Regions from separate parts of the Homo sapiens genome. Here region 2 is linked to region 1. Evidence: read pairs that join two places in POLR2A ChIA-PET (ENCODE). Cell type or tissue: A673. All regions are shown on one strand. Region 1 overlaps NIBAN1 (niban apoptosis regulator 1). Region 2 overlaps C1orf21 (chromosome 1 open reading frame 21).

Region 1 (2,500 bases):
TACTCATCCTGCTATCAATTTCTTATTAATTAATCTTGATGATTCTTATTAATTAATCACATTTGCAGGAAATTCAGATGAGGCAAGAAAATTTTATTGGCCTGGGTAAGACTGAAAGCATTCCAAATTAGGCTTAGACTGTGCAAAGGGCTTAGCTAAGTTATCGAGCTTAAAACCCGTCAATTAAACAAACATTATTTGAACAGTTACTGCATGCCACGCACTGTGTTGGGCTTAGTAATAAAAAAAAGAAAAGATAAGTGCTTGTTCTAGCATAAATTAAAAGGTCCAAGGGAATTTAATCTGGAAGAGAACATATGCCAATTTTTAAACTATGACAGCTTTTTTTTTTCTCTTTCCATTCAAATAGTCCTGGTTCATTCCCAGAAGGGCACAAAATGAATGAATAAATAAATAAATGAATAAAGACAAAAGCCAAGGTGTATGCTCTCAAGTTCCAAAGATGTTATCAAAAGCTGAAATCATTTGTTTGGTCATTCAGCAAGCTAATTGAGTCTCTGTTATATACCAAGCACTGGGGATACCATGGCGAAAAACAACTTTGTTCCTTCCTCCTAGAACTTACATTTTAATGGAAATAGACAAAACACATCTTCTTAACGGATGGTGACCTATAACCATTAATGTTGAAAATGGAAGAGACTTGCTTCCAAAAGATTAAAAGGAGTTGTTCTTTTCTCCTTCAGAAAAATACCAGATCATTTCCTAAAATCTCCAGTCCCAAGTATTACATCGTGGTTTCCCTCCCCGACTTTTTATTTTATTTTATTCTATTTTTTTGAGATGGAGTCTCACTCTGTCGCCAAGGCTGGAGTGCAGTGGTGTGATCTCGGCTCACTGCAACCTCCGCCTCCTGGGTTCAGGAGATTCTCCTCTGTCAGCGTCCCAAGTAGCTGGAATTACAGCCATGCGGCACCATTCCCGGCTAATTTTTGTATTTTTGGTAGAGATGGGTTTTCACCATGTTGGCCAGGCTGGTCTCAAACTCCTGATTTCAAGCGATCCACCCACCTCGACTTCCCAAAGTGCTGGGATTACAGCGTGAGCTACCTGGCCCCTCCCCAAATTTTAACATCAGATCTCAACATATTTGTTGAGAACTTGTTTAGATCATCACTATCGAGTAAATTTATGTCAGTTCTTTAGAGCATTTGCTTCACACACAGTTCAACCATTTAACCAGAAATTAAAATATCACCCTTTTCAGCCCTCCCATGAAGAATTTCTAGGTCATAAACATGAATAATACTCAGTATATGTATAATATCATATTTAATTGTTGCAACTTTTCTTGGCGTGTTTAAATCCTCATGTCTTTGAGGGATCCCACCACAGGTGAAGGAAGTAAAGACCACTTCTCCCCCAGTCTCTGCTTTCTGCAGTGCTCACTCATATCCTGGCATTTAGCATGGTGTGTTGAAATTAGGTTTACTTCTTGTCTCTCCAAGTGGCTCCTCTCTTAAAAGACAGAAACTAGGGTTTAGTCATCATTTGTGCTTCCTGCTAGAAACCCACAGCCTTGAATAATGGCTTCCTGCCTCCTTGAGTCACTTTAATATCCCTGGTGCATAGGACCTGGCATGCGTCAGGCTGCTCGGGAAATGTGGGAACTGGACACCCAGAACACTGCTGTGCTGGGGCTATTTGGGGCCTGCTGTCAGGCAGAAAGACGTTTTGAATTGGGCTTTCTGCCCTTGTTGAGTTTTCTCTTAAGTAAAGTCCAAAGTCCAAGGGGCAGATGGCCAGATGCACTGCCCAGTAAGGCAGGAAGCCAAAGAGGCAGTGCCCAGCCCCACAAAGGCTGCCCGACTCCCTGGGACAGTAGTGTGGAGTCCCAGCCCAGGCTGACCTCACACCGGAGCTTCCTAGCTTCCTTTCTTTGCTCAATGCAGGGCTTCTTGCACCCCCTGGAAAGCTAAGAGATTTTTTTCAACCCTAAAAGAGAGTACCTTTCACTGCATTGGATGGATGAACATCAGTGCCCTAACTTTATCCATCATGTAGGTCAGGGAGGACTGGGCACTATTTGGCAGGATGTACTCCAGAATATAATCAAAGAATTTTCTGTACATATTTCACTAAAGACAAGTTTTTGGGCTGGATGTGGTAGCTTACACCTATAATCCCAGCACTTTGGGAGGCTGAGGTGAGAGGGTCACTTGAGCCCAGGAGTTCTAGACAAGCCTGGGAAACATAGCAAGATCTCATCCTTACAAAAAATAATAATGGTGTGTGCCTGCAGTCCTAGCTACTTGGGTGGTTGAGGCAGGAGGATTGTTTGAGCGAGGGAAGTTGAGGCTGCAGTGAACTATGATTTTACCACTGCACTCCAGCTTGGGCAACAAAATGAGACCCTGTCTCAAAAAAAAAAAAAAAGTTTTCTAGAATAAGCAGGATGATTGTTTAATTTGAAGATGGAACAGGAAACTAGAGTGCATTTAAAATACTCTGTCTTCATTTTAACATGTTGAATGGAATA
Region 2 (2,500 bases), 340 kb after region 1:
TAGAATCAGGCTCTACTATGTACCAACTATGAGACCCAGAGAAAGTTAATTACTCTAAATCTCAGTTTCCTCTTTTATAAAATGGGTATAATACTATCTACCTTACAGGATCATTCTGAGAATTTGAAACAATATCTACAAAGCAACTGCTATGATGCCAAGCACGTAGTAGGAACTTAATTGAAGATATCTATCCTTATAAATAAGCGAATACTTATCAGGAAGTACACATGCCTTTAAATGATAAAATGGCTATTATTTCCTAAATGCTCTTTATACTTAGCTGTCACTCCCATAAAAATGCTTCAGGATACTCAAAGCTGATGCAATCTCACTTTCTCTTTATTTATGTTACAGCCCATAGCAAACCAGACTGAGGAAAGAGAATAGAGAAGCAAGCACATGGATAGCTGGCAAGATACCCATCGGAGAGGCACCAAAGAGCCAGGAGCAGATGCAAAAGCCCAGAATAGTCTGGAAAATGCAGTACAGAGACAGCAGCTTTCAATGACTGAGCCCCAAAACCAGTGTTCATGTGAATGATCACAAAGAGGTCAGATTGCCTGCGGTAGACTTATTCTGCTTAAGAAGCCGAAAGAAATAGAATCTATGTAAAAATATATATATATATTTATATTCAACTAGTTAGCCTGGAGTCCTTCCAGCTGGAATCCATGTCTTTTCCCTTTAGGTTCTCATAGCATTTTGTTTGCTTCTCCACGACAGAGCTAAGCACAGTCTGTTTGATGACGTTAGTCTACGCATCAGGAGAACACAAACCCCTTGAAAGCAGGTAACCAGTTTTACTCATCTTTGCTCAGTAAGTATTTGTTGAATATACCAATTTACTTTTCAAGATAACGGATGCAATTCTAGTCACTTCTATGTCCTCAACAAGTTCCTTCCTTTAAGAATTAAGTTATAATATTCTGTAAGTATCTTCATGGCTTATTGATTACACAGCAACAGCATTTATGGATCATTTATTTACAACTTTAAAATACTGGGGGCACTATTATCATAATTATAGGGCAAGAGATAGTATCAAACCAAGTGATCACCATCACCTTCTCCAGAAAGCTGCCCCAGATACATTCTTCTGCCTAGTTTGGTTTTATAACTCTCTAAATGCTCAAACCATTTATTCATTTTTTTCGGTCAACATATACTGCTGCTGTGGGTCCAACATTATACTGAGCACCCCTGGAGACATCTAAGAATACATATATGAAAGGTTTTGTCTTCAATGAAGTGATTGTCACAGAGTAAAAGATGAGCAAGTAAGAAACTGCAATATAATAAGGTAATTGATATAACTAGCATGAAGCCAAGCATAGGAGATAAAGTTACAAAGTGTGCCTATCGGATGGAGTCAAGAAAAACTGTGCAGAGAAGGGAGGATTTTAGTTGAGTATTGGTGAAAGTTAACATGAAAAATATCAAATCTGGCACCTGTGCTATCATAACTGTTTCTAAAGAAAAAATATCAAATCTGGCACCTGTGCTATCATAACTGTTTCTAAAGAGGAACAGTGGAACTGTCTTTACCGTAAAAGAATATAAACATATCATAACCTTTCTGAAGGTCATCGAATTTCTATTTCATATTGCCTTTTTGCTGTTAGCTATGACAGTGAAATTACTTAACTTGGTTAATTAAAGAGGAAGTTAAATTTAAGGAAGAAGCACTCACTGAAAAGAGATCAGATGTCAACCTGACAACCCACAGCAAGGAAGAATCGGGTTTCAGTATATATACTCTTGTCAAACTTAAAATGAGATTCAGAAAATATAACTAAGCATAGAGTTGATTCAAGCACAAAGCTTGAGGACAGGCACACAGAAAACACAGACTCCAAAGGGATGGGGTCAGTGGTTCAAAATAGAGAAGCTAAGGTTTCACTTATATAGGCAGAAACAGTTTTGGGAGGATGGCAACATTTTCCCTACAAGGCCAATATGTACATTGCAGTGATTTGATTAATATAGCTTGCTACATCCCAAGGAAGGCTGCTTTAACATTCTGTGAGGAGGAGTAATGTTCTGAGAGGGTCTTACCTCTGGCACCACTCAGTCATTCCTACTCATTTACAGGAAAAACCAGAAGTTACAACTGTATACTCACATGACTCAAGCTACATAGACACATTCCTCTCAGGGCTCAAAATAATTTAACGTTCCAAAGGCTTTAACACTCTACACCTATACATAGAGAATTATACAGTTTCTTGATGTGTTTCTAGGGTTGCTATCAAAAATTTAACAGTGAAAACCAAACATGAATAGTATTCATAATATCCCAAAGTCTGAATGTTATATATTCACCCATTCATGATCCCATTCAGCAGATATTTATTCAGGCCCTGGTAGTGCCAGGAGCCATTCTAGATGCTGGAGCTATGATGGGAACAAGGAATGAAGTTTTCAGTGGTTATCTGAAAGGTTATTTGAAATATCTTAATATTAGCAATCCTAGAAAGGTAATCATTGATGGCAGTAT

What was found. ChIA-PET counts read pairs that join two places held together with the same protein. Peaks named below come from ENCODE experiments on the same cell type or tissue, not always from the same donor. Only the 100,000 strongest peaks of a DNase experiment are listed, where the experiment ranks them.
Region 2: POLR2A ChIA-PET joins it to region 1 with 10 read pairs; 2 of 35 experiments call an interaction of 5 or more read pairs at or near these places.

What each region holds. Positions count from the first base shown.
Region 1 is chr1:184,791,857-184,794,356 of GRCh38, reverse strand. NIBAN1 (niban apoptosis regulator 1) reads left to right here. Exons shown (of 14, transcript NM_052966.4): 14 at 1-2,500. Among named protein-coding and RNA genes, the nearest start is that of EDEM3, 38 kb to the right of the region's middle. In A673, no CTCF peak of the experiment used is centred here; a DNase peak (open chromatin) is centred at 1,546; H3K27ac peaks cover 943 bases.
Region 2 is chr1:184,455,592-184,458,091 of GRCh38, reverse strand. All of the region lies in intron 1 of C1orf21 (chromosome 1 open reading frame 21), which reads right to left. Among named protein-coding and RNA genes, the nearest start is that of C1orf21, 70 kb to the right of the region's middle. In A673, no CTCF peak of the experiment used is centred here; no DNase peak of the experiment used is centred here.